2 separate regions of the Homo sapiens genome follow, and region 2 is linked to region 1. The links are chromatin loops, found by intact Hi-C in ENCODE. Cell type or tissue: transverse colon. All regions are shown on one strand. Links, peaks and the distances in the headings refer to the core of each region. The heading gives the core; the rest is flanking DNA. Region 1 overlaps LOC102724382 (a long non-coding RNA gene). Region 2 overlaps SMYD3 (SET and MYND domain containing 3).

Region 1 (15,161 bases), core at 4,033-12,032:
CCTTTTTTCTTTTTTTAAGAGAGGGTCTCACTCTGTTGCCCAGGCTGAAGAGCAGTGGTGAGATCACAGCTCACTGCTGCCTCAGTCTCCTGGGCTGAGGCAATCCCCCCACCTCAGCCTCTTGAGTAGCTGGGACTATAGGCGCATGCCACTATGCCTGGCTCATTTTTGTAGTTTTTGTAAAGACAGGTTTCTCCATGTTTCCCAGGCTGGTCTCAAACTCCTGGGCTCAAGCCATTCGCCCGCCTTAGCCTCCCAAAGCGCTGGGATGACAGATGTGAGCCACTGAGCCTGGCTGTAACCTTTCTTTATTCATTAGACATTTGGGTTTTCTACCTTTCTCTCTATAATAAATGAATACTACTGTAAATATTATTGTACAGATAGACCTTTATTTTGAACTATTATTATTATTATGATTTTAGACACAGAGTCTTGTTCTGTTGCCCAGGTTGGAGGGCAGTGGTGTGATCATAGCTCACTGCAGCCTAAAACTCTTGGACTCAGGTGATTCTCCCACCTCAGCCTACCAAGTAGCTGGGACCATAGCTGCACGCCCCCACGTCTGGCTAATTTTTTAAAATTTTTGTAGAGACAGGGTCTCCCTATGTTGTTGCTCAGGCTGATCTCAAACTCCTGGGCTCAAGCGACCCTTCCACCTCCGCCTCTCCAATTGCTGGGATTACAGGCGTGAGCCACTGCACCTGACCTTGAACTTTTTACTTAGAAATACATTCAGAGGTTTTTGGATTACTGAATAAGGGGTAAGATTGTTTTAAGGCTCTTGTTTTATTATTTTCCTTCAAAAAGACGGAACCCCTGTAATAAACTGGTGACACCAGTGATGTTTACACGTCTGTATCCAATACTTGACCAGCACTGGGTTCATTATCACCTCCATTTATGCCGGTAGGTGTAAAATGGTACATGATATAATTTTAAATTTAATTTCTTTAATAACTGGAGAGGAAGCAAGCCTTCCTACCCTGTGATTTTAAGCATCTAAAAGGAAGCTTCATGTGGTAGACTTGCTCTCATCATATCACACTGCTAAACAAGGATCTACAGCGCCTAATTCTGTTAGATTCAAATCTAAACATAACACATAGTTGATGCTAAATGTCTATTTCATTGCTTTATGGCTTCTAAAATCTGAATATTTCCCCAACGGAGAGTAATCTGAGGTATTATGCATCATATATATATATATACATTTTTTTTGCAACAATGTCTTGCTCTGTTGCCCAGGCCCTGGCGTGCAGTGGCACTACCATAGCTCACTGCAGCCTCCATCTCCTGGGCTGAAGCTGTCCTCTTGCCTCAGCCTCTCAAGTAGCTGGGACTACAGGCATGTACCACCAGGACTGGCAATTTTCTTAATTTTTATTTTTCATAGAGACATCTCACTATGTTGCCCAGGCTGGTCTCTAACTCCTGGGTGCAAGTGATTCTCCTGCATGGCCTCCCAAAGTGCTGGGATTACAGGCGTGAGCTGCCACGCCCAGACCAGTTTTTCCATCTTGGACTCTCAGCTCCAAATTCCCCCTTTTGGACTACTCTGTGAAAATGGATCTGGACCTTTAAATATTTTTTTCCCGGGCTAGCTAGCACTGAAATCTTGCCAGTAGAGGGTGATAGAGAGACACGGGAGAAGGAGAAGAGGTTGACTTGCCTCTGGGTTCCAGGGTGCTCACTGGGTGGTTCCCCCAGTGCCCCGCTCCTACAGTGACTGCAGCCAGCAGCACCCAGGAGACGGAACCTCCCCGCCCAGCCCGGCGCCCGCCAGCCCTGGTGCCGTTTTTATAGCAGCATGCCTCTAGCAATCAAGACACCTGGCACCTCGGAGGGCCGACTTCCAGAAGGATTTGCCACAGGGCACCACAACAACTTCTCTGCCATTCAGAGTCACAGCTGCACAGGTCTGGATCTCCGCCTGGGGCCGGCGTGGGGGCTCTCTCAGTCCTGGGGCTGGTTCACTGGAGTTTTCTTTCTTTGTTACTAGCCAGCCCCTCATGGCTGTAATCCCTTGCTCTAGTAAATAATTCTTTATATTGAATTTTCTCTGTTCAAATTACTACGTGATTTCTCTCTCCGGACTGGACTCAGACTGATACAAGTATGGACCCCCTAGAAGGAACAACAAATGGAGCTGCCGTCTATATACACACGTGAGATGGAATTCGTGTTTTAGATCCTTTCCAACACCTGGCTGTCTCAGAGGGCGGAGGACACGGGTCCCACCTCACACGTGGCAGCCGGCCCTGGCGCAGGCACCTGTTCCCAGCTGAGGCAATCAGAACCCACCTGGGATTTTTTTTCATCCTCGAAGCCAACTTCTCTCCCTTAAACTAAAGCAGAAAGAGTGTGAGGATGTGACTTCAGAACTGCCTGCTCCATCCCTTGCCCAGGGGGAGGCTTAGAGTCTGATGGGGCTGGGCACCGTGGCTCATGCCTATAATCCTAGCACTTTGGGAGGCTGAGGCGGGCAGATTGCTTGAGCCCAGGTATTTGAGACCACCCTGGGCAACATGGTGAAGTCCTGTCTCTACAAAATATATGAAAAATTAGCCAAGCGTGGTAGTGCGTGCCTGTAGTCCCAGCTTCTCAGGAGGTTGAGGTGGACGGATGGCTTGAGCCCGAGAGGCGGAGGTTGCAGTGAGCATGCCGTGGCACTCCAGCCTGGGCGACAGAGCAAGAGTGTGATGGACTCGAAGATGAGAGATGGCAAAACAGAGAGAGACTCCTAATGTCATCTCCCACCCTTTTAATGAGACAGGATCTGCCTCTGTCACCCAAGCTGGAGTGCAGTGGCACAATCACAGCTCACTGCAGCCTCAACCTCCTGGGTCAAGTGATCCTCCTGCCTCAGCCTCCCAAGTAGCTGGGACTACAGGCATGTGCCACCATGCCTAGCTAATTTTTTAAATTTTTTTAGAGATGGGGGTCTCACTGTCACTCAGACTGGAGTGCAGTGGTGTGATCATAGTTTACTGCAACCTCAACTTCCTGGACTCAAGTGATCCTCCCACCTCAGCCTCCTGAGTAGCTGGGACTATAGGCATGTACCACCGCACCTGGCTTATTTTTTAATTTTTGGTGGAGAAGGAGTCTCCCTTTGTTACCCAGGCTGGTCTCCAACTCCTGGGCTCAAGTGATCCTCCTGCCTCAGCCTCCCAAAGTGCTGGAATTACAGGCATGAGCCACCACGCCCAGCCCAAGGCCGTCTTTGTGTTTCCAAATATTTTCAGACCAGTTTCGGTCTTTCCCCACCTATATTGTGGGGGAAAAAAAAGTAAAATGAAAAAATAAATTTTAAAATTAGAATTAAATGAAAAAACTAAAAAGTAAAAAAAGGGTATTCAATATCACATTGATAATTTACTCAATAATGAATCTTTTTATTTTTTCTTACCTAACCTAGGTCGATTTAGGTCTCTGTCTCTGGCAACTGAAAAGAGACCCAACAAAACATCTTACAGAGCACCAGGGCCAATTCTTGATGCGTCGTTAGATTCTGTGTAGCCAGAAAGCAGAAACAGAAACATATCCAAGCCAGGCGGAGGAAAAACTTTGAGGCCTGTTTATCCAGGTTCAAGACAATTTCTATTTAAAAAAAAAAAAAAGAAAAAAAGAGAGAAAAAAAAAGCTCATAACAGAATAAGTTCAGCTTCTCCTGAGTGTCAGAGCTAAGATCTAACGCCTCTGCTGGTTTCCATGACAACCACCAGCAGCTACAATCATGCCGAACCAAGAACCAGAGGATTCAGTAACTTTACCTTGATTCTGTGGCCAGATTATTGCCAATTTTAAAAGGAAATGCATAGTGAGCCCCTGTCTCTGTTGTGTCTTCAGTTGTCCCTTGAAATCTGGATATCTTGACAAGAGGCCAGGGCCTATCCTATCTCATCTCCCCAAGCTAGTGTCCTTCCCAGATGAATTTCTTCTGGCGCTGGTGAGATTACTTGGTGACCTAGTTCCGACTACACAAGTTATGCTGTCGTGATTGCTGGGGGTAATTGCTCAAAATAGCTCTCTGATTTGTTTCATAAACAGGCTCTGTGGCAGGCTCATGTCGTTTTTTCCCCAAAGAAGAGATTCCAGAGACGAGGCCTTCACTGAGAGCTTGCTCCTCTACCTCCTGTGGGTTTCAGGGCTGGGACGGGGGACACAGAGAATCTGTCTCTCGCGAATGCCAAGTTGAGGTCCTAGCCTGGCTAGGAACTCTTGCATTCCCCTTGCCTCGCTGTAGCCTCCCCTGGGAACAGACCTTCCAGGAGGGTCGCACCGAGTGATGAGACTGTTGCATGAGGCTCTGCAGTGCTTGGACACAGAACTGCACTGCGGCCTTCCAGATGCTCAGCTGGAAAACCCCTGAGAACCTGAGGCTTTTCTACAGCACATTAGAGCTTATGACTGGAGAGTGTCTACCGCCTGAGGGCAGGGATGAGATTTTACCTATCCTATTCACCTGCTTAGGTGCCCACTTCATCCTAGACTCCCTTCTTTTCCCTCCCTCCCTTCCTCCCTCCCTCCCTCCCTCCCTTCCTCCCTCCCTCCCTTCCTTCCTCCTTCCCTCCCTCCCTCCCTTCCTTCCTCCCTCCCTCCCTCCCTCCCTCCCTTCCTCCCTCCCTCCCTCCCTTACTCCCTCCCTCCCTCCCTCCCTCCCTTACTCCCTCCCTCCCTCCCTCCCTTCCTCCCTCCTTCCCTCCCTCCCTCCCTCCCTTCCTTCCTTCTCTTTCTTGCTTGCTTGTTTGCTTGCTTGCTTGCTTCAGGGTCTCACTCTGTCACTCAGGATGGAGTACAATGGTGCAAACACAGCTCACTGCAACCTCGGCCTCCTGGGCTCAGGTGATCCTCCTACCTCAGCCTCCCAAGTAGCTGGGATTACAGGTGTGTGCCACCAACACTTGGCTAATTTTTTCTATATTTTGTAGAGATGAGGTCTCACTATGTTGCCCAGCTGGTTTCAGACTCCTGGGCTCAAACAATCCTTCCTCCTTGGCCTTCCAAAGTGTTAGATTACAGGTGTGAGCCACCTTGCCCAGCCTTTGATACACTTCTTGATTGAAGGAAGAGAGCCAACTTTTATTGAGTACCTATTATGTGCCTGGTGCTTGCATGCATGTCATTACTTTGGAGGCAGTATTGCAGAGTGCTCACAGGCAAGAACTCCAGTATCAGAAAGACCTGGACTTAAATCTCAGTTCTCCCACTTACAGTACTAGCTGTGGAAACTTCACTTGTTACTTAACTTTCCTGAGCCTCAGTTTTCTCATCTGTAAAGTGGGAATAATAATAAATCACCTCGTCAGGTTGTTATGAAGATTAAATGAGATCATGTGTATAAAGCACACAGTAAACATTCAATAAAGTTAGCTATTATTATTCCAGTTATTAGCAGCCACAAGATATAGGACATTGTTATACAGGAAGTTTAAATCTTGAAAAGGAAAAGTTCTAGAATGTATAAGCCTGAATATAGCATCTCCTCAAATACTGTTTGGATCAGTGAAAATGCTATTGCCCATGGTGACTCACACCTGTAATCCCAGCACTTTGGGAGGCCGAGGTGAAAGGATCACTTGAGGCCAGGAATTGGAGACAAGTCTGGGCAATATAGCAAGACCCTGCCCCTACCAAAAATTAAAAAATTAGCCAGGTGCCATGGTGCACACCCGTAGTCCTAGCTACTTGGGAGGTTGAGGTGGAAGTATCACTTGAGCCTGGGAGGTCAAGGCTTCAGTGAGCTGTGATCATACCACTGCACTCCAGCGTGAGTGACAGAGCAAGACCCTGTCTCTAAGAGAAAACTAGAAAGTGCCATAGTCTGAGTTGTTGTGGGAAGTCCGGGACTCCGAACGGAGGGACCGGCTGGAGCCGCAGCAGAGGAACATGAATTGTGAAGATTTCATGGACATTTATCAGTTCCCAAATAATACTTTTATAATTTCTTATGCCTGCCTTTACTTTAATCTCTTAATCCTATTATCTTTGTAAGCTGAGGATGTACATCACCACAGGACCACTGTGATAACTGTGTTAACTGTACAAATTGATTGTAAAACATGTGTTTGAACAAATATGAAATCAGTGCACCTTGAAAAAGAACAGAATAACAGTGATTTTTAGGGAACAAGGGAAGACAATCATAAGGTCTGACTGCCTGCAGTGTCGGGCAAAAAAGAGCCATATTTTTCTTCTTGCAAGTAGGAGAGATATCACTAAATTCTTTTCCTAGCAAAGAATGTTAACATTAATACCCTGGGAAAGGAACGCATTCCTGGGGGGAGGTCTATAAACGGCTGCTCTGGGAATGTCTGCCTTATGCGGTTGAGGAAAGGACTGAGATATATACCCTGGTCTCCTGCAGTACCCTCAGGCTTATTAGGGTGGGGAAAAACTCCGCCCTGGTAAATTTGTGGTCGGACTGGTTCTCTGCTCTCGAACCCTGTTTTCTGTTGTTTAAGATGTTTATCAAGACAATACATGCATCGCTGAATATAGACCCTTAACAGTAGTTCTGCTTTTGCCCTTTGCCTTGGGATCTTTGTTGGACCCTTATCAGTAGTTCTGCTTTGCCTTTTGTCCTGTTCCCTCAGAAGCATGTGATCTTTGTTCTGCTTTTTGCCCTTTGAAGCATGTGATCTTTGTACCTACTCTCTGTTCTTACACCCCTTCCCCTTTTGAAACCCTTAATAAAAAACTTGCTGGTTTGAGGCTCAGGTGGGCATCACGGTGATATGTGATATCACCCCCAGCGGCCCAGCTATAAAATTCCTCTCTTTGTACTCTTTCTCTTTATTTCTCAGCAGTCTGACACTTATAGAAAATAGAAAGAACCTACATTGATATATTGTGGGTGGGTTCCCCCGATATCAGTGAACTGCCCTTGGTGCTCGGCTGGAGACTGTATATTCCGTGCTTACCATGTGCTGGGCATGGTGCTTGGCTGGAGACTGTATATTCCATGCTTACTGTGTGCTGGGCATGGTGCTCGGCAACATGGTCCATGACCTTATGAAGTTTAAAATCTTGTTGCGGAGACAAGGCCAACAAACATAACATTAATCAGCAAATCAAGGCAGGACGCATTGCTGAACTCTACTTCTGGTAGCAAGTGCTACATGAGTTAAGAGGGAAAAGTAATAACTCAGCACCCGTTATGCTCTAGCTCCTGGATTGGAAACACCACCTTATTTAAGTTTTCATTAATTCTATAAGGTAGACTGGGTGTAGTCATGTAAGGCATGAAGAAACTCTGACTCAGCGAGGTTCAGTGACTTCCCAAGGACACACAATTACTAAGTGGCTGAGTCGGAACTTGAGCACAGCCTCCTGGCTCTGAAACCCTGCCAGAATACATTCTCCCAAATCAAAGCAAGTATCATCAATTTTGTTTTATTTTCTTTCTTTTTGTTGTTGTTGTTTTGTTTTGTTTTGTTTTTTTGAGACAGGGTCTTTCTCTGTTGCCCAGACTGGAGTGCAGTGGTGCAATCATAGCTTACTGCAGCTGTGAACTCCTGGGCTTAAGCGATCCTCCCACCTCAGCCTCCCGAGTACTTGGGACCACAGGTGTGCACCACCACGCCCGGCTAATTTTTCAAAATTTTTTCATAGAGATGGGGTCTCACTGTATTGCCCAAGCTGGTCTCAGACTCCTGGCCTTGAGGGATTCTCCTGCCTCAGTGTCTCAAAGTGCTGGGATGACAGACATAAGCCACCATGCCCAGCCCATCAATCTCATTTTCTACAAGAGGAAGCAGGAGGTCAGCGAGGTAAGGGACTTGTCAGAGGCACGGAAATAGTAGCGGGCTGAGCTGGGGTTTGGGTGCAGGCCTGTCCATCTCATGATCTCATGATCGAGGATGCCTCTTACAGCCTGTCATGGGTACCCTTCCTTCTACCAGGCGAGGGACCTGGCAGTGCTGCATTGAGTCTCTGGAGCTCATTTGACAGATAAAGAAACTGAGGCCTCCAGAGAGGCTTTTTCTAGTCTAGCCTCCTCACTGTCAGTCACACCCATTTGCCTTGGCTTGGCTGCCCCACACCTGCCAGGCTCCCTCTGCACCCGCGCCCCCTATATTCAAGCTCACCTACAAAACCCACCTGTTCCTCAAGACCTGGGCTGTCGCAGCCTCTCCAGCTCCACTTGGGGACCTGGGAGCTCCTGAAAACGTGTTTTCTTGGTTTTGTTTTTGTCTTATTTTGTTTTGCTTTGAGATAGAGTCTCGCTCTGTCGCCCAGGCTGGAGTGCAGTGGCGCGATCTCGGCTCACTGCAGCCTCCACCTCCCGGGTTGAAGCGATTCTCCTGCCTCAGCCTCCTCAGTAGGTCTCAGTAGCTGGGATTACAGGCGTGCGTCACCCGCCCGGGAGCGTGTTTTTAAGTGTTCAGGTACTATAGCAATGAACATGGATCATTGTCCATTTCTTGGCTCCTGGTAGCACTCAGTCAATGTTTGCTGAAGTGATGGGAAAATCAATGAATAAGCCACAGCACCGGCAGCCAGGACAGGATCCTGCTGAGGACTCAGACCAGGGGCGCCGCCTCTTGCTCGCAGCGCAGGGGAACGAGCCTCACCTTTGACCTTGTCTCAGCAGCGCCACCTCGTGGTTTCCAAAAGGAACAGCATCATGCTGGGCGCAGGGGCCCTGCCCTGCGGTGACTGAAAGGCGTGTGTGTGTGTGTGTGTGTGTGTGTGTGTGTGTGTGTGTGTAGGCGTGTGTGTGTGTGTGTGTGTGTGTGTGTGTGTGTCTGTGTGTGTGTGGTGAGGAGGGCCCTGCGCCTTGCCTGTCAGCTTTATGGAGGTGCCCCAGCTCGCTGGAGGAAAAGAATGCTGACCAGTGGCCCGAAAGGATTTTCCCGAATCCACTGGGAATGGGAAGGATCCTGTCAAAAATCCAAAGGGAAATGATACAACCAGGAAGCCTTGGTGCCCTTACAGGAACAGACAAGCCCCTTTCCCACGCTGTCATGTGGCATGAGGACACTCTCACAACCACAGTCACACACCCGGGAGCCCTGCCTGGCTTCAGCTGCCCGACATCCCTCGGGAGTCAGAGCAGAGGCGCACACGGAGGGCTCCGGCCTCCAGAGCGTGGCCCAGCGGCCGCAGGGGAAGGGGCAGAAATAAGCCACCTTCTCTCCAGAACGCTGAGCAGCTCAGGAAGCCGCTCGGGAAAGCACCTCTCTGATCCAGCCCCGAAGGCAGTGCCTTCTTTCTGCCCCTGCTGGGTCAAGGTTTTCTCAGCCACACCCTAATCCAATCGGTATTCGCAATCCAACTATCACATGTTTGTTAGGGGTTTTTTGTTGTTGGTTTAAATCTTTCTTTTTTTTTTTTTTTTAAGAGATGAGGTCGGCCGGGCGCCATGGCTCATGCCTGTAATCCCAGCACTTTGGGAGGCTGAGGTGGACGGATCACAAGGTCAGGAGTTGGAGACCAGCCTGGCCAGTATGGTGAAACCCCATTTCTACTAAAAATACAAAAATTAGCCGGGCGTGGTGGTGCACACCTGTAGTCCCAACTACTCGGGAGGCTAAGGCAGGAGAATCGCTTGAACCCAGGAGGCAGAGGTTGCAGTGAACCGAGATCACGCCACTGCACTCCAACCTGGGTGACAGAGAGACTCCATCTGAAAAAAAAAAAAAAAAGAGAGAGAGAGATGAGGTCTCGCTCTGTCCCCCAGGCTGCAGTGCGCTGGTACAATCACTGCAGCCTCGAGCTCCTGGCCTATGTGATCCTCCCGCCTCAGCCTCCTGAGTACCTGGGACCACAGGCACTGCCACCATGCCTGGCTCTCTTATCCTTATTTAATTCCTGTAAACAAATAGATATCAGCAGTCTAATTTGGATGGCTTTGGTCTCAAGAGAGCTAGTAAATGTGTTTGATAGTGCTTACCCAGATATTCCCACTGAACATCAGTTTCCCTGCCTTGATTCTAGCGTGCATTCCTGGGGAGACAGAGGACGTTGCAGTAAACCGGTCTGGTAGAATTGTGTGAGCCAAGGAGGATGGCAGTCCCACTCGTCACTGTGCCTACCTACATGATGCTCCTGCTGGGTGTTCAGAACTCATTCTTACCCAAAGGGCTAGATGATGGTGCAAACATTTCTTTCTTTCTTCCTTTTTTTGAGACGGACTCTTGCTCTGTCACCCAGGCATGATCTTGGCTCACTGCATCCTCTGCCTCCTGGGTTCAGGCAATTCTCCTGCCTCAGCCTCCTGAGTAGCTGGAATTACAAGCGTGTGCCACCATGCCCGGCTAAATTTTGTATTTTTTGTAGAGACGGGGTTTCACCACGTTGGCCAGGCTGGTCTCAAACTTCTTGCCTCGAGTGATCCTCCTGCCTCGGCCTCCCAATGTGCTGGGATTACAGGCGTGAGCCACCGCGCCGGCTGCAAATATTTCTTTACTGATTCCTTAGGTAACCCTTCACCTGTGCTTAGACCACCAAGGGTGGGCACCAGGAAACCCCATCTTCCTTTCCCACTCATTCAGTCTCCACTCTCCCAGCTTCCCTCCCACAGCCTTCTGTGTTTCATTTGCCTTGGACCCACAGATACCTCAGGGAGGAGCACCACGAAGGCAAACCAACCTCTTTCATATCAACATCCATTGCCACCTGTTAGTAAGTGTCAAATGGTGTTCTGCATGCTAGAAGATCTCCCTCCCACGGGGTGCCTGTGAGCCTCCTGCTATAGGAGACAGAATTCTGTATGGCCCATCCAGGGAGGAGCAACCGAAGGAAAAACAGCAACTGTGGTTCTCTGTGCCTATATTGGATTATGTCCCATAGATGCCCCTTACATCTTCTAATGAGGGAGTGGCTAGTGGGGCTCCTATTTGCTAGATGTTTCTGCTGCTGGGCTAAAAACCGCTTAGGTGGCCGGGCGGGGTGGCTCACGCCTCTAATCCCTGCACTTTGGGAGCCGAAGTGGGAGGATTACTTGAGTTTAGGAGTTTGAGACCAGCCTGGGCAACATAGTGAGACCCCCATCTCTACAAAATGAATAAGTAGAGTTTAAATTAAAAAGAGAAAAAGAAACATGCTTAATCTACTTCTGAGAATGATCTCAGGAAGAGAGTGAAACAGATGGGCTCGGTCTCCTGAGGGAGACAAACAGGGCTTCAAGCAGGGCTTAGGCTGGGGACGCTGTGTGGAGCAGAGTCACTGGCTATTTATAGCCCAAACAGTAAGAAGAGTCGTTATGAAAATGCCCAGAGGTGCTTTGATCCGGGAAGTACACAAGCCAATCAAAATACGCCGCCTTCGGGCAAGAGGAGCCGGAGAGCGCCATCTAGTGACCCCACAAGTTCCCTTCCTGAAGGAAGTATTCAGTCCGGAGAAACCAAGACCCACCTCACAGCGAGGACCAGAGAGACACCTTGGTAAGAGGCCCTGGAAACGAAACACAAAGCGAGGAAGGACAGTGCACGGGCCTCAGACGCGAAAAACAGGGGTCGGAGTGCCCATCCTACAGGTTGTTTGATAATTAAATGAGATATTTCCTTTTTATATGAAATGTTTTATGTTCATAAAGATGACAACTAAATAATCTTCATTAACTTAGGAATCCAGCCCTTACTATGTGACACAGTGTGTGCCAATGTATTTATCATTTTGTTTTATGAGTTGTATCTTTTTTTTTTTTTTTTTTGAGACAGGGTCTCACTTTGTCACCGAGGCTGGAGTGCAGTGACACAATCTCGGCTCACTGCAACCTCTACTTCCCAGGCTCAAGTGATTCTCCTGCCTCAGCCTCCTGAGTAGCTGGGACTACAGGCGTGCGCCACCACGCCCAGTTGATTTTTTGTATTTGTTTTGTTTTGTTTTGTTTTGTTTTAGTAGATATGGGGTTTTGCCGTGTTGGCCAGGCTTGTCTCGAACTCCTGAGCTCAGGTGATCTGCCTGCCTCGGCCTCCAAAGTGCTGGGATTACAGGCGTGAACCACGGCGTCTGGCCAACTTGTATCATTTTTGTTATTATAGAATATTTATTTGAAATGTTCTAGTTTGCAGTAATTTGTGGGAGTTTTGTTCTTACTAGGACTTAGGAAAGATATTGCATAAACCACTGCTATTGGGTTCACAGAAAATATAGGAAAAAAAGAATAACAACTATTTTGGGGTTTTTTTGGTTGGGGGTGGTTTGAGACAGGGTCTTGTCGTCGCCCAGGCTGGGGTGCCGTGGCGCCATCACGGCACTCAAACTCCTGGGCTCACTGCAACCTCAAACTCCTGGGCTCAATCAATCTTCCCACCTTAGCCTCCTGAGTAGCTGGGACCGCAGGTGCCTGCCACCACGTCTGGCTAATTTATTTATTTTTGTAGAGATGGGGTTTCACCATGTTGCTCAGGCTGGTCTCAAACTCCTGGGCTCAAGTAATTCTCCCACCTTGGCCTCTCAAAGTGCTGGAATTACTGGCATAAGCCACTGCACCTGGCTCAATAAGAACTATTATGGAAATGACATTTACATTTGTATATGTGCCAGATGTATATGAAATAGAATGAAAAAAGGCCCAAACCCAGCATAACGCACCGTTTCCTGGAATATTAATACATGCCAGGCAGCCTAAAGGTATGTCTCGTGGCAAGCCTGGGTCTGGATGAAACAAAACCTGGATTCCTCACAGTTCTGCATAGATTCTTGGAAGGCAGAGATGAGAGTCACTATCAGGCAACCAAAATATAGTTTTCTCTTATGACTTCGAGTCACCTCACTTATGGAATTTGGAAACTTACATGTGCAGATGACAGTTGGCAACAGCAGAGTGTGTCTCACAGCTAGATGTGGGTGTGTAATTAGCTGGAGGCCATACATGATTAAATCAATATGTTTCATTAGATGTCACATGTTAATCCTCCTTACTCATTTTGAGAATATTTTAATTTTCATAATAAATTATTCTGATTATAGCCGGGTGCGGTGGCTCATGCCTGTAATCCCAGCACTTTGGGAGGCTGAGGCGGGTGGATCACGAGGTCAGGAGATCAAGACCATCCTGGCTAACATGGTGAAACCCCGTCTCTACTAAATGTACAAAAAATTAGCCGGGTGTGGTGGCCGGCGCCTGTAGTCCCAGCTACTTGGGAGGCTGAGGCAGGAGAATGGCGTGAACCCGGGAGACGGAGCTTGCAGTGAGCCGAGATTGCACCACTGCACTCCAGCCTGGGCAACAGAGCGAGATTCTGTCTCAAAAAAAAAAAAAAGAGGATATCCAAATGACCAAAAGACATAAGAAAATGTGATCTATATCATTAGTTACCAGGTAAACACACATTAAAAGTGCAATGAAATATCATTACATAACAACTCAAAAATTAAAAGGATGGGGAATACCAAGTGTTGATGATGTTAGGGAGCAACTGGAACTTTCTCTCATCAGTTACTAGTTGAAGTGTTAACCGAAGCAGCCACTTTTGAAAACTGCTTAGCAGGATCTACCAGAGCTAAACATACACCTACCCTTTACTCTGGCAATTTCACTCCTAGGTATAAATCCAAGAGAAATGAGTACACTTGAGTAGTAAGCCTTGTGTATGAGAAAGTTCAGAGCAGCCTTATTCATAATAGTAAAGCTAGAAGTGTCCCAATTAGCTATCAGCAGCAGAATAAAAACTAAACTGCTCACACGTGTAATCCCAGCACTTTGGGAGGCCGAGGCGGGTGGATCACAAGGTCAGGAGATCAAGACCATCCTGGCCAACATAGTGAAACCCCATCTCTACTAAAGATACAAAAAAAAAATTAGTCGGGCGTGGTGGCGGGCGCCTGTAGTCCCAGCTACTTGGGAGGCTGAGGCAGGAGGATGGCGTGAACCCAGGAGGCGGAGCTTGCAGTGAGCCGAGATCGCACCACTGCACTCCAGCCTGGGCGACAGAGCAAGACTCTGTCTCAAAAAAAAAAACAAAAATCAAAAAACAAAAAGCAAACAAACAAAAAACTAAACTGGCCAGGCACAGTGGCTCATGCCTATACTCCGACCAATTTGGGAGGCCAAAGTGGGTGGATAACTTGAGGTCAGGAGTTTGAGACCAGCCTGGCCAACATGGTGAAACCCCATCTCTACCAAAAATACAAAAATAAGTTGAGTGTGGTGGTGCATACCTGTAGTCCCAGCTACTCGGGAGGCTGAGGCAGGAAAATCACTTGAACCCGGGAGGCGGAGATTGCAGTGAGCTAAGATTGCGCCATTGCACTCCAGCCGGGGAAACAGAGTGAGACTCCATCTCACAAAGAAAAAAAAAAAGGAAAAAAAGAATAAAAATTTAACTAAAAACTATATTCATATGGCATAGTGTTATACAGCAATAAAAATAAGGAATTACTGATATATGCAGCAATATGGATGAATCTTAGACATTATGCTGAATGAAAGAAACCAGATACAAAAAGAGTGCATACCAAATGATTCCTTTCTTTTCTTGAGACAGAGTCTCGCTCTGTTGCCCAGGCTGGAGTGCAGTGGCACGATCTTGGCTCACTGCGAGCTCCGCCTCCCAGGTTCAAGTGATTCTCCTGCCTCAGCCTCCCGAGTAGCTGGGATTACAGGGATGTGCCACCTCACCTGGCTAATTTTTGTATCTTTAGTAGAGATGGGGTTTCACCACGTTGGCCAGGCTGGTCTCAAACTCCCGACTTTAGGTGATCCACTCACCTCGGCCTCCCAAAGTGCTGGGATTACAGGTGTGAGCCACTGCACCTGGCTGAATGATTCCTTTTATATGAAGTTCAATAAATCAGAATAGTGGTTACCCCTGGAGAGGATGGTGCTGAATGAAAAGGAGTACAGGGAAATCCTCTGGTGCTGGGAACATCCTGTATCTTGATCTGAGTGGTGGTTGCAGGGTGCGTATATATATTAAAATTCAATGATTTCTACATTTCAGGGTAATGTATTTTAAAACTTTATTATATTTATTTTATACCTCAATAAAGAAGAAAAAAAGAATACAGATGCTAACTTGAAGGGAATACTAGTGGCCAAAGATGGGACAATTTGAATATCAAGAAAAATTTTGACTGTGATGTATTGAAACATATTAAACAAATAAAAACCCATTAGTTTATAATGATTCTAAAAATATTACTTGATCTGTTATCATCTTGAAAATTGGTAAAAAGAAAAAATCAGGTATTTTTTCCTGTTTTTC
Region 2 (15,161 bases), core at 4,353-12,352, 200 kb before region 1:
TACCTGGGACTAGAAGTACGACCACCGCACCTTGCTAATTTTTTCCTTTTTTTTTTTTTTTTTTTTTGTCAGGACAGGGTCCCGCTGTGTTGCCTAAGCTGGTCTGGAGCTTCTGGGCTCAAGTGATCTCACCTTGACCTCCCAAAGTGCTGGCAGTATAGGCGTGAGCCACTGTGCCTGACTTAAGTCATTTTCATAGATGAATTAAATAACCACCTATAAACATTCGCTGTGACATACTATTTCTGGTGACTACACAGAATTATAGATTTGATACTAATAATTCAGCCAGTGACCCTAATCTTACTAGCTTCCATAATCAGTAGTACCAACTAAGAGTGGTAATAATAATCAAGAGAAGGAGTCAGTTTCAAAAAATACTCAGAAAATGTCTCAGATGTTATCTGCAGACAGAGTGCTCTGATAATCCTGCAAATTTCAGTCACTGAGACATTTATTGAACATCCTTGTGTACTTAGCAATGAACTAGGGTCTTGGGATTCACAGAAAAATAAGACAAGGTCTCCGTCCTCAAGAAGGCTAAGACCACAGGGCAAATAACTAATAAAACCTAATAACCAAATTAAGACCTAAATTATATAATAATACCTAAATTCCACCGACCAATCGCTGAGGGCTGGACTCAATGGCTCACACCTATACTCCCAGCACTTTGGGAGGCCAAGGGGAGAGGACTGCTTGAGCCCAGGAGATCAGTCTGGGCAACACAGTGAGACTCTGTTTCTACAAACAATTAAAAAATTAGCCAGGTATAGTGGCAGGCACCTGTGTTCCCAGCTATTCTGGAGGCTGAGGTGGGAGGATCGTTTGAGTCTGGGAAGTCAAGGCTGCAGTGAGCCATGATCATGCCACTGCACCCCAGCCTGGGCAACAGAGTGAGACCCTGTCTCAAATTAAATAAATAAATGGTCTTTTAAAAAGATCAATCAATGAGAACTAAGTAGAGCAAGGAAAGAACACGTATTAAGTATGAGTACCTGTTATACACAAAATACTTCCACATGTTTTATCTCTTTTAATTCTGAGGATAATCTGAAGAGGCAGGGTTCAAGATTAAGAAAACAAAGTTCAGAGCTGTTAAGTAGTTTGCCCCAACTCACATAACTCATAAAGAGGATAAGACAAGGGAAAGCACCAAAGTGAGAGTAAGTATGACCGGTTCACAAGGCACTGAGACCAGTCAGACTAAAACACAGGATACACTGGGAAATAAAGCTGGCCAGAGTTGGGCCAGATTAGAAAGGACCACTAGTTATGCTTGATGAAATAAGAATCTGTCAGCCGGGCGCGGTGGATCACGCCTGTAATCCCAGCACTCTGGGAGGCCGAGGCAGGCATATTACCTAAGGTCAGGAGTTCAAGACCAGCCTGGCCAACATGGCAAAACTCCGTCTGTACTAAAAATACAAAAAAATTAGCTAAGCATGGTAGCGGACACCGGTAATTCCAGCTAGCGGGGAGGCTGAAGCAGGAGAATCGCTTGAACCCAGGAGGTGGAGGTGGCAGTGAGCCGAGATCGCACCATTGCACTCCAGCCTCGGCAACAAGAGCGAAACTTCGTCTCAAATAAAAAAAAAAAAAAAAGAGAGAGAAATAAGAATCAGTCATTAAAGGCATATTTAAGGAAGACTACTAATATGGCAACACTTCATAGAACAGATTGCAGTAGGGAGGATCTGCAAACAGATATAATCAACTAAGACACAGCTCTAGAGAGGAGCTGCCCCTGGCTGATACCATCGGTCCTCTAGAGAGGAGCTGCAGGAACTGACCGATACTATCAGGTAGGCAGGTGTTGCTCCAAGCTGGCCAGGCCCTCACAGGGAGGCACTGGTGTCCTTCTGTTGAACATACACAATTTCACAGAACATGGACCTCAGACAAGGCCACTCTGTGACCGTGATGGATCAAAACGAAAACAAGACCACTCTGTAATCATGTCTGAACGCAACTCTGTTCAACTACCGATGTGCTCCCTGGCTGGACGGCAGGAACTAAAGCTAGAGCCTGTTCTAGGATGGTGGCAGTAGGAATAGAAGAAAGAAAGCAATATAAGTGACATTTCCAAGTAAGAATAAAAAAAACTGTTAGTAGGCAATTCAAGAGAAAAAGTTGAGACTCATACATCGCTTGAGTGGATAGCATCCAACTGAAATATTATAAATCTAATCTATAATATTTAAAATCTATATTTTTATTTAATCTAGTTAAATTAGTCCATGTTTTTCAGACTGAATAAAAGATGATGACAGAAAAATATTTAGTAGGTAATTAGAGATTAAAAAATAATGATGCCTGCGTCCCACCTCCAAAGGCTCTGATTCGATCAGTACTGAGTGTAGCCTAGGCATCAGGATTTTTCCAAGCTCCCCAGGTGATTCCAGTGTGCAGCTAAAGCTAAGAACCGGTATCTCAGAGAACGCCGATGGCTCCTGACTAGGAGGAAAAAGGACAAACGATGGATAGGGTAGAAAGGGACCCAAGAAAGTACTGGGGCAAAAAGGTAAGCGAGAAACAAAAAATGGCTGAAAGACTAGACAGACGATTCCCAGACACAGCAAGAGTCATTTAAATGATGAAAGAGTCACTATTTAACAAACGATAGAAACCAGGCAAGAAGGTTAACACAGGTTTAGATGACTAGGAAACATGACCAACAAGTAAGGCCACTACTCTGCATTAGCAAAATCTTCAGCTAGGAGACTTTCAATCTATGATCCTCTGAGGATGCCTGGATAACAACTACATGTACCACTACAAATAGATGTTAACTGTGTACAGCCTGTTTCTAAATATAGAGGTGGATTCCTCCAGCCCTTTTCCTTCCTAGTGTTCCCACACTGCCACCTCGTGGGTCAGCACTGCAAGGAGCCGGTTTGAACTGGAAGGGATTTCTAACTGGCCCTGTAAATTCACAAGGCAGGTACATGGTAAAGCCTCAATTCAAGGGTTTAATCCTTATGTTTTCCTCTGTTTAATTACAGTGGAAGACAGCCTTAAGGTACATTGTTTCTTTTGTGGGTGATAAGAATTTTCTAAAGTTGATTATGGTGATATTAGTATGTACTTAATGCCACCGAAGGGTACACTTAAATAAATAAAAGGGTAAAGTTAATGTTACTTTATATCACTTTAAATAGGCAAATGGTATGGTATATGAGTTATATCTCAATAAAGCTGTTACAAAAAAAGGAGGAGGTGGCCAGGCACATTGGTCTGTAGTCCTAGCTACTGGGGGGGAGGAGAGGGGGGCTGAGGTAGGAGGATCACTTGAGGCCAGGAGTTTGAGGCCAGCCTGGACAACATAGTGAGACCTTGTCTCTCTGAAAAAATAAATAAATAAAAAGAAAGAGGAGTAGGAGGAGGCAGCTGTAGCAAATACATAAATGGTTTCTAAAACTGCAGAAAACTTAAAAAGGATGTCAGAAATCACTCAATACCTTCATTTCAAAAAGGCAAAACTGAGACTCAGATTAACTTACTTACCCTACTTACCCAGGCAGTAAAAACTAGGCCAAAAAGGGGCACTATTAACCCATTTATGGAGGTCTTCTATGGTCTCCCAATCCTGAGAAGCTTTTTCTCTTAAGCTTGATCCTCAGCAATGCTATCTTTTGCTGCCTAACTTACTACTGGGAGATCACACTCACACCAATGACTTCACAGAGCAGTAGTATCACCACTATTCCAATAGTTCAAAACCCAGCACTCACCCTTCACCACAGAGCACTACTGTCACCACTATTCCAATAGTTCCAGCTCAAAACCCAGCACTCACCCTTCACCACAGAGCAGTACTGTCACCACTATTCCAATAGTTCCAGCTCAAAACCCAGCACTCACCCTTCACCACAGAGCAGTACTGTCACCACTATTCCAATAGTTCTAGCTCAAAACCCAGCACTCACCCTTCACTGCTTCCTTGCCCTTTAATCGGTCAACAACGTGGGTGAACTCCTCAACATGTTTGGTTCCAGGCCCTCTACCAGTCCCCTAGCTCAGGCCTTCATCACTTCACATCTAGAATAACGCACATTTTCTCCTAACTGGAATCCTCATCTCCAGTCTTTCCACTTCTCTCCCTCATCACAAAATTCACCCAAATCAGGACTCCTACACAAATCTTCCATGTGCACCTCATACTGCAGCCCAAAAATCTCTATGGGCTCCTCAAGAGTTGTACCTAGAAAATAAAGTTCAAAATCTCTTAACCTCAGCAAGGCCTTCTGTATCACAGACGCTATCCCAACTTATAATCTATCATCTATACAAACAGCACTTCGCTGCAGTCATAATGGTCTACTAAACAATGTATGCACATTTCCCAATTAGTTATTCCTCCATAGTTGTTATCTCTACCACTTATTTCACTGGTATCATGACTTTTTTTTTATTCCTTTCCCAAAGGTTCTCAACTCTGGCTATGCATTAGCATTACCTGTGAAGCTTTAAACAATTATGGGACCCTTAAGGATGTTGCTCAGACATCTGGATATTTTTAAATTCCACAGGTAAATGTGTAAAATACCAATGATTCATAGATTTTAAGTAAGTCTTTTTGTAAGATGCTTAAGTTTTCACCACTAAAACTGAGCATCCAATATTAGAGTCAAAAACTCAAAAATTAAACTGCCCAGAGAAACTGTTACCTACTACCCAAGGTTTCTTGATCATTGGTACAACATAAATCTTTCCAATTAACATCTACTTTCTAACAAGACGTAAACACAGCAGCTAAAAAATGCTAACAAGGATTAAATTTTTATATACTCAAATTCATTTGTGAGAAACATCTATCATAACCATGCCAATTAAAAATTCAACATAATTCCTGTTTGTCCTACCTATGACAATTATTTAAATGTAAACAGAACATGCTAATGTCAATGTCCAGTTTAAAACTGAACATGCAGAATTATTTATAGATATTATAAGCAGTTGGACTAATCCCAGCTGTGGCAATTTTACCTTAGCCCTTGGATATAAAGGCACAGAGAAGCAGGGAGTCAGTGAAGATGGAAAAGAAAGATAGGAGCTGTCAACCCAGACTGCTCTATAATAATCTGGGGAGTATTAAAAATGTCTATGCTCTGCCGGGCGCGGTGGCTCACGCCTGTAATCCCAGCACTTTGGGAGGCCAAGGCGGGTGGATCACGAGGTCAGGAGATCGAGACCATCCTGGCTAACACGGTGAAACCCCATCTCTACTAAAAATACAAAAAATTAGCCAGGCGTGGTGGCGGGCGCCTGTAGTCCCAGCTACTCGGGAGGCTGAGGCAGGAGAATGGCATGAACCCGGGAGGCGGAGCTTGCTGTGAGCCGAGATCATGCCACTGCACTCCAGCCTGGGTGACAGAGCAAGACTCCGTCTCAAAAAAAAAAAAAAAAAAAAAAAAGGTCTATGCTCCAGCCACACTCCAGACAAATTAAATGAGAATCTCTGAGGGCAGGACCCATGCACCAGCATTTCTTAAATCTCCCCGAGTGCTTTCAATGTGTAGCCAATGTCGAGAACCAACGAGTTACAAGGGAATTTCTCAAAGGAAATCTAAAGATGAGAGCTGTTCAAAGACAAACACAAAGAGGGAAAAAGTCCCAAGAACTAGTTAGTTACTTCAGAAGTAAGTTGCTTTCTCTTATCAGTTTATGAACAATTTTTACATATTACAAATATACACTTTTTGGCCATGCGAGTGACTCACACCTGTAATCCCAGCACTTTGGGAGGCCAAGGCAGGGGGATCACTTGAGCTCAGGAGATCAAGACCAGCCTGAGTAAATGGCAAAACCCCATCTCTACCAAAAATACCAAATAAAAAAAAAAAATTAGCCAGGGGTGGTGGCACGCATCTGTGGTCCCAGCTACTCAGAGGGCGGAGGTAGGCGGCTTAGGTGGCAGAATTGCTTGAACCTGGGAGGCGAAGGCTGCAGTGAGCTCAGATCATGCCACTGTACTCCAGCCTGGGTGACAGTGAGACTTCACCTCAAAAAATAATAATAATAATAATAATATTCCTTTTTATGTTGAAATATTTTCGTCAGTTTCTTGATTTTTTGTTGTTGTTGTTGTTATTGTTTTGATATGGAGTCTCACTCTGTCGCCAGGCTGGAGTGCAGTGGCATGATCTCAACTCCCCGTAACCTCTGCCTCCCGGGTTCAAGCGATTCTCCTGCCTCAGCCTCCCAAGTGGTTGGGATTACAGGCGCACACCACCACGCCCGGCTAATTTTGTATTTTTAGTAGAGATGGGATTTCACCATGTTGGCCAGGATGGTCTCTATCTCTTGACCTCGTGATCTGCCCGTCTCAGCCTCCCAAGGTGCTGGGATTACAGGCGTGAGCCACCACGCCTGGCCAGTTTCTTGATTTTTTTCATTATAAGATGGTTCATTAACATAAGGATGTTTTTAACTTTTATATATTCAAATCTGCCCAGTCTATCAATCTATCTTATCCCCTTGTGGTTGCTCTTATTTATTTTTGCTGCAAATGCTATAAGAACAACAAAAAGAGGACTTGCTTACATTATAATTCTCAACCCAAGTAATGAATTTTAAAAATCAGTATTGGCCAGATGCGGTAGCTCATGCCTGTAGTCCCAGCACTTTGGGAGGCCGATGCAGGTGAATTGCTTGAGCCCAGGAGTTCAAGACCAGGCTGGGCAACATGGTGAAACCCCATCTCTACAAAAAATATAAAAATTAGCCGGGCATGGTGGTGCATGCCTGTGGTCCCAGCTACTCAAGGCTGAGGTAGGAGGATGACTTCAGCCAGGAGGTTGAGGCTGCAGTGAGCCAGGAGCACACCACTGCACTCCAGCCTGGGTGACAGAGTGAGACTCTGTCTCAAACAAACAAACAAAAAGATCAATATTAGCCTACTGTTATAAATGCTTTTAAATGTTTAAAACTAAACATGAATAGGCCGTGTATAAAACAGTAAACTGGCAACAAGTAAACTTTAAAAAGGAAACATTCTTGATTGTACTATATTTAAACAACTAGTAATGGCTCTGTCCATTTTCACTTTTCAAATAGTAGAATGAGATATAAAACACAAGGTTATCCCACAAGTGGCCTTTATTTTTTCTATACTAACAAGTAATTATTATGTCAAAAACTAGGGGAAAAACTCATTTACACAGAATCTTCTTGTAGTAATAAACTGTAAGGAGATCAACAAGCACAATTTTCCCTCCAGATCATACCAACTCCAAGTAAAACTACTAGTTTCAAACATAGGTTTCGACTCTTATTGTGAAAAACATGGTCATCATCAATAAGCCACTATACCATGTAAATTTCATTAGTGAGTTTTATATAGATATTTATGACAAAATTTAACTTGTTTGCCCTTTTTTGGTCTAATTCAAAATAAGAGTTAATGGCAAATGTCAGAGGCTAAGAACAGTTTGGAAAGGGGGTTCATGAAGGAGACCACTCAGAGACAGTGTTTTAGTGGCTAAAAAATAAGTTGCCTTTCTGAAAAATATTTGTATGCTTTTTACTCCATTGTCCACCAGAGGGAGCATCACATCTGATTAAGAGATAATGGGGAACTCCCAGATAGAAATGGAAAATCATCTGAAACTTGATCTACGAGGTGCTACAGATGGTAGCATATACAGTTAAATGTAAAATCAAATCAGAGAACCCCCAAAAGAATCTCAAAGTGAGTGGGAGGACAGCCTCCTAGGGAGATCTCATCTCTAAAAAAAAATTTTCTTTTAATTAGCTGGGTATGATGTTGCACGCCTGTGGTCTCAGCTGCTCAGAAAATTCTGGAGGCTGAGGAGGGAGGATCACTTGAGCCCAGGAATTCAAGGCTGCAGTGACCTATGATCAAACCACTGCATTACAGCCTGGGTAACACAGGGAGACCCCAGTCTCTAGAGGAAAAAAAAAAAGAAAAGGAAAAAACAAGAAAAATGAGCAAAAGATAAATACAGACAAATCACAAAAAGATATAAATATGGCCTTTAAACACATGAAAAGATGTTTAACTTCACCCATAATGCAATTTAAATGCAAATTAAAACTATACTAAGATCCCACTTCTCACCCATAAGCTTAGCAAAAATTCAAAAGTTCAGGCTGCAAAGCTAAGGGAAACAAGTACTCACATACATCATTAGTGGGAATGCAAAATGGTACAACCCCACATAGGTATTTACACCTTGACCCAGAAATCCCATTTTGAGGAATCTACCCTGAAGATACACCAGCAACAATATAAAAATACACACATGCAAGGTTATTCATTAGAGCAATATGCACAATTGCAAAATACTGGAAATTGCCTAAATATCCACACATAGGAAATTAGAAAGTACAGTGGATACATAAAATTGAGCATTATGGAGCTATAACGAATAAGGAAGATCTCCATGAACTGATAGTAGAGTGATTTCCAGTAGACACAAAGATAATGAAGCAAGTGCAAAACTAAGAATGGAAAATAAGAACACACATATAGGCCGGGCACAGTGGCTCACGCCTGTAATCCCAGCACTTTGGGAGGCCGAGGCGGGTGGATCACGAGGTCAGGAGATCGAGACCATCCTGGCTAATGGTGAAACCCTGTCTCTACTAAAAATACAAAAAATTAGCCAGGCGTGATGGCGGGTGCCTGTAGTCCCAGCTACTCGGGAGGCTGAGGCAGGAGAATAGTGTGAACCTGGGAGACGGAGCTGGCAGTGAGCCGAGATCGCACCACTGCACTTTAGCCTGGGCAACAGAGCAAGACTCCGTCTCAAAAAAAAAAAAAAAAAAGAACACACATATATACTTGCTTATCTTAAAAAGAAAAAATATAAGATGAACCAGACGCTACGGTCTGAATGCTTATACCCCCCAGGCTGGAGTCCAGTGGCACGATCATGGCTCACTGCAGCCTTGACCTCCTAGGCTCAAGTGATCCTCCCACCTCAGCCTCCCAAGTAACTGTGATTACAAGGGTGCACACCATCCCACCCAGATAATTTTTTGTTTTTTTTTTTAACAAGATGAAGTTTCCCTATGTTGCCCAAGGTGGTTGTGAGCTCCTGGCCTCAAATGATCCTCCCACCTCGTCCTAACAAAGCACTGGGATTACAGGTGTAAGCCACCACTTGATTAAGCCAGACTTTAGAGAGACATGAAAAAAATGTAAAGCAATGCAATTCTCATTAAATTTTCGTTGTTTTAAAAAATACACACGGGCCTATAGTCCCAGCTATTCGGGGGACTGAGGCAGGACAATCGCTTGAACCCAGGAGGCAGAGGTTGCAGTGAGCCGAGATTGTACCACTGCACTCCAGCCTGGGCAACAAAGCGAGACTCTATCTCAAAAAAAGAAAATATAGTTTGATTCCTTAAAAAATTGTTACAACATAATAAATTTACATATATGTAACAATTTTTTAAGTAACCAAACCATCAAATATACACACACACACACACACACACACATATATATATTTTTGTTATTGTTGTTTTGTTGTTGTTGGGTATTTTTTGGAGGCAGGGTCTCACTGTGTCACCCAGGCTGGAGTGCAGTGGCGCAGTCTCAGCTCACTGCAGCCTCCACCTCCCAGGTGCAAGCGATTCTCCTGCCTCAGCCTCCAAAGTAGCTTGATTACAGGCATGCACCACCACATCTGGCTAATTTTTGTATTTTTAGTAGAGACGGGGTTTCGCTACGTTGGCCAGGCTGGTCTCAAACTCCTGGGCTCATGTGATCTGCCCACCTCGGCCTCCCAAAGTGCTGGAATTACAGGTGTGAGCCACCACGCCCTGCCTTAAATTTATGTTTAAATAGGTATTTTCAAAACTTAGTTTTAATTTTTATGCAATAAATATAAATAGATAAAACCCACATAAACAAAACATCATCAGCACTCTCAATAACGTTTTTTAAATCCCTATCAAATCCATTTTGATAATTTGTAAAAGGATAAAGGGGTCCTGAGACTAAAAGGTCTGAGAACCACTGGTCTATAACACCAGCTGCCTTAAATGCCAGAGTATGTTAAGAGCAGGGGCTGGGGCTGGGGACTGTATCGCTTCTGTTGCCTGATAATGCTGGATTCTGCACTACCATCACCACAGACACTGGGCCCTGCTGCTGCTGCTGCTCCTTGGGAAACTGGTTGTTGCTGGAGAGTGATTCTCTCAACCATTCTTCTTTGTGATACTGGCTTTTATTCAAAGTCCTCAGAGAGCATCTTAGATTGACCGAACTTAGGTCACTGCCCGCACCCTAGCTGCAAGGGAGGTTGAGAAGGTATTTAGCCTTTTTGGCTTTTTCGATAGAAGGCAGACTTGGTCTACATCCCACCAATAGTCTTCCAATGAGGAAATCGGCAAACATAAACAGTCAAAACCACAAGCATTAGCCCATTGCTCTAATTCTTTCTGGGAAGGTCAGAGGCAACCTTGTGGGGAATATCACAGCTCTATCAAAGATTCTCAGTGGATCTTAGAGATGGTGGTATTACACACAGGGAAGACAAATCCAAGTACAGGAAAAAAATTGATATTCCAACTGACTCCTCCATGACAAAAAGTTCTACCATAATAACCCGACACAAGGTGGCTGGCTGGTCCTGAAGATGTGTTGCCATTTGGGGAATCAGGACCAGTTACTACTGGCAGCAAACTGGGCACTCTGTACCAGCAGAAGCCACATGGCTATCATGAGGGGAAGTCTGTATTGTTGAGTTCCAGGCACCAGCCTCTATCCCCGTCCCCATGGTTGCTCTGTTCTTGAGCCTTTTGAGCAAGCACCAGGCTGTCTGAAGAACAACTTACTGCTATCCACAAAGCAGGTCATCCTGTCTGATTAAGAACGCCCTCTGCTGTGGCATTCACATGGACCAAATGTTTTCACCAGGGCTCAGCCATAAAGCCCTTTCCCAAACCTCGTTACAGAAGAAAAGGAAGCAGTAGAAGAAACAGGAATTATGACTCCCACTTAAAAAGAAAAATGTAGTCACATCCATAAAGTCCTTTCCCAAACCACATTATTATCAATTCTTCCACCTTATTTCAAATCCTAGACCCATTAGCCACTGCCCAGGAAGTTGCAAATCCTACTTCAAGCCATCGTTCAAGGTTCTGCTCTTTGAAATGATTTTGCTAGTTGCTTGACCTTCAGGGCCTCCAAGGAAGAGTCTGTAACACTGCAGCAATTCACTTACGCCTGGTGCTAACCATATTTTACAAAATCAGCCGTAAACCCAGTAACGTCTTTTTACATTATTTTCACAGAGGTAAGTGCTTCCTTGTCTCCACTAGCCTCTTCTACTCTACTGACCCTTAAACCTTGGGTTATTTTAGCCAATGTGAGAATTCTGCCTTTGCTGAAACTATTCATGCCAATGTCTAACATTCTTAGTAACTTCATTATTTAGATAATTCAACTAACCTCAGCCTTTGGGTTTCCTGACCAAAAATCTTTTCTTACTCCCTACCTTGGCCACATTCTGCCACACCCCGTACCTGTTGTATCAAGACACACACTACTTCTAAGCATGTACATATCAAGTCAACCCATTATCTGACCACTCACCATTTCTCTGACCACATGAGGACCTCTAATCCATTGATTCGGCCACATTTCACTGGCCATCACCTTCCTTACGACCTCATTCCCTACCTGAGAAACCATGATCCACAATTACACCCTCCCTTGCCTACAACTTCAACTTCCCGTCCCCTCTCTCCGTCCATCATGCTAACCTAGCAATCCTAGGTAAATCCAGTTCTCATAGCCAAGCAGCTGGCAATTGGGAGAGAAAGGAAACATGACCCAACTAACTGTTCCCACTTTAAATAAACAAACACAAGTTTTAAGTAGACCCTCAGCACTTTTCAACAATCCTACATTTCACGAGGCAATTTATGCTTCTCTCCTAGAAGACTATTTCCAATCTCTCCTAAGGCTGAGTCACTTAGCAACCACTTCCCTAGCGGTCCTTAAACTTTTCAATCACCACTGCTGTTGCCTTTTCTGGCACCTCTTCTTCTTACCCTCATATATGAAGATGTTCCCTTCCATCTCCACCCCAGGTTCAGTCCTTGGCCAAGAGACATTCCATCATCTCACCAAACACAGTGAGTTATTACCCTTTATTGCCTGGTCACATTTACTCACACTGCAACTCAAATGCAGCTGCCTTTTTTTTTTTCTTTTTTTTTGAGACAGGGTCTCACTCTGTCACCCAGGCTGGAGTGCAGTGGCGTGATCACCACTCACTGCAACCTCCACCTCCTGGGCTCAATTGATTCTCCCACCTCAGCCTTCTGAGTAGCTGGGACTACAGGCATGCACCCAGGTAATTATTTGTATTTTTAGTAGAGACAGGGTTTTGCCATGTCGCACAGGCTCATCTTGAACTTATGGGCTCAAGCGATCCACCTGCCTCGACCTCCCAAAGTGCTGGGACTACAGGCATGAGCCACCATGCCCAGCCTGCTTTATCTTCTATAACTCATCTAATCTGTCTCCTGAATATGCGCCATTTTTTCTATAATTAATCTAATATTCCTCATGAATATCTACTCTAATAAATATCCAGGAAATTTAAAACTTGTCAAACAATATCTCAATCTCTTCCAGTTAATACTCAGACTTTGTTTAACTCCTTACCCGGGCTGGTTTAAATGGCTGCTTTCGGGTAGATTTCCCTCCAAGGTCTTATCGGACATCCTAGAAGAAATAGTGGCAAGAAGACCTTGGATCTGTGTTGTTTCTCTGGATCCTCACTGGTCTCTGCTGCAAGGAGGTAATCAGGTCCTATGGCTGAACTGGTCCCATCTCATCTTTTAGGATGTCATGCTGGCTCTCATCCCTGGAGTCTGTGATCCTGACATTCAGTCTATAGTCACACAGTCTTTTGTCATGACGCCAGCTGTTCCACCAGGCCAATAAGCTCCTCCACCTCCTTCACAGTGGTATGAGAGCATTTCAGAATCCCCTGGTACCACAAACTCAACTATCTAGCCACTTCCTTCTACCACTGCTGTGCTATAGGCCCGTGTTGGCCTATCACTAACCTGCATAACATCTCCTCTCAAGATTCCACATAAGGAGCAGAGCAAAAGGCCTTCTACTGCTGACCGTCCCCTCAACCCATTTAACATCCCCACCCTAACCCTAGAACTTTAGCCAGCCAAGAAAGATCAGAACACATATTTCTCACAATCTGTTTTCCCTACCTCTGTCCCCCCGCTGCCCACAATCCACCAGGACTGAAAGGGATGACACGTCTACTTCCAAGTCATCCTCCTTCCTCCTGGGAGGCACTAAGCCTCATTCTCAGCCTTAATGCCAGATGAGCTATTCTCTTTACCCTACAGAAGAAACTATCATTAGAGTTTGCCAGAAGTAACTCTTGATATGGAAGCTGCAGGCAACTTGGAACTTGAGAAAACCAAAGACAAACATACAGCGACTTCAAGTTCCCCAAAATATTAATCCTTGAATGATTAACATCTCCCATGTGGTAGGCCCTGGGGATATAAAAAAGATTAGACTTAGAGCACTACACTAGGGAGTGAGAAGGTTTACAAATACAATCATAACAATGGAATTTTATGTGCTGCACTCACCAAAGCAAACGGGAAATACACATAACTCATACCCAATTGTCAACCAACCTGTTCTACCTCCATCAAATTAAAAATGCATGCAACGGCAGAAGGACAATATAAGTGATTTCAGGCCGGGGACAGCGGCTCACGCCTGTAATCCCAGCACTTAAGGAGGCTGAGGCGGGTAGATCACCTGAGGTCAGGAGTTTGAGACCAGCCTGACTAACATGGTGAAACCCCATCTCTACTAAAAATACAAAAATTAGCCAGGCGTGGTCTGTAATCCAAGCTATTAAGGAGGCTGAGGCAGGAGAATCGCTTGCACCTGGGAGGCGGAGGTTGTGGTGAGCCAAGATCACACCATTGCACTCCAGCCTGGGCAACAAGAGCAAAACTCCATCTTAAAAAAAAAAAAAAAAAAAAAAAAGTGATTTCAGGTTATAATTTCATTGCCATTTACTCTTTCTACAACTTACATACTTCATTTTCTTTTCCAGGCACAACACGGAAAAACCAGAAGCCATTCCTTAATGAGAGGAAAAAGGTAAGATAAGCCATGAAGCAGGTTCACCTTTCTCCATTAACAAAAACAAGTATACAGAACTAAAGCTACTAATCAAAACAGCTCTAGAGCAAAGGAAATCATGTAAAACTTGGTAACCATTGTTTCTGGAGCCTAAGGAAGTAGAGATGTGCATCCCTTAAGGACATCATGAGGTGATTTCATTGTTGTAGGAACATCATGGTGTATCCTCACACAAACCCAGACTGTACATACAGCCTGCTACACACCTAGGCTAGCAGGTATTGTCTGTACTGCCTACTGCTCTGAGGCTATAAACCTGCACCGCGTGTTACTGTACTGAATACTGTAGGTAACTGTAAAACAATGGTAAGTATTTGTGTATCTAAATGTACCTAAACACAGAAAAAGTACAGTTAAAAAATGATATAATCATACAGGGCCACTGTCATGTATCTGGTCTTTCGCTGACCAAAATGTCGTTATGCAGTGCATGACTGTAATTATCATCAATATCTGTTTTTTTAATTCTATTTTGATTTTTCCTTTCCCATGTAACTGTTAATTGCTACAAACTAACATTTTCATTCCATACTTAATTCAGATGGAAGGCAGCAGAAGGACAGGGGCAGTTAGGAGGAAAATTCTGCCAGACATTCATACTAAAACTAAGGGCTTACTATGTGTTAGACACTGGGGCTACAAAAACTGAAAGATGCACTATTCTTAAAGACTTCACAATGGACAGTGAATAAAGAGAAACAAATTTTACTTACAAGATGACAAGTAATACAGAAACTTATCCCTCAAGGACAGGCATTCAACAGTGGCAGAAAACTGCATCAAACAATGCGCTAACATTTCCCTAACACTATTTTCAGGTTGCAGTGATTCCCAACCAGGCTCTTTGGAACACTATAACCACTAAAATGGGAGTGTTCAAACAGAGCAACTACTACCACAACACAAGTGAACTGTGTATCCTGGCAATCCAAAGTAAGTGCAAATATTTTGTGTCTGTGTAAAATACTAGTAAGTATTT

Evidence for each region. A loop is a pair of places that touch in the nucleus more often than their neighbours do. Peaks named below come from ENCODE experiments on the same cell type or tissue, not always from the same donor. Only the 100,000 strongest peaks of a DNase experiment are listed, where the experiment ranks them.
Region 2: it touches region 1 in a loop (9-fold over the local background); 92 of 110 quality-filtered maps call a loop at or near these places.

What each region holds. Positions count from the first base shown.
Region 1 is chr1:246,688,047-246,703,207 of GRCh38, forward strand. It overlaps LOC102724382 (a long non-coding RNA gene), which reads left to right. Exons shown (of 3, transcript XR_949364.3): 2 at 2,107-2,168; 3 at 3,422-4,483. Among named protein-coding and RNA genes, the nearest start is that of SCCPDH, 29 kb to the right of the region's middle. RefSeq lists enhancers at 1,788-2,308, 11,005-11,434. In transverse colon, for the core only: CTCF peaks have their summits at 8,635 (motif pointing left) and 11,319 (motif pointing left); DNase peaks (open chromatin) are centred at 8,555 and 11,285; H3K4me3 peaks cover 1,193 bases; H3K27ac peaks cover 1,905 bases.
Region 2 is chr1:246,489,956-246,505,116 of GRCh38, forward strand. The region is part of intron 1 of SMYD3 (SET and MYND domain containing 3); the gene reads right to left. Among named protein-coding and RNA genes, the nearest start is that of SMYD3, 9.7 kb to the right of the region's middle. In transverse colon, for the core only: a CTCF peak has its summit at 7,543 (motif pointing right); no DNase peak of the experiment used is centred there.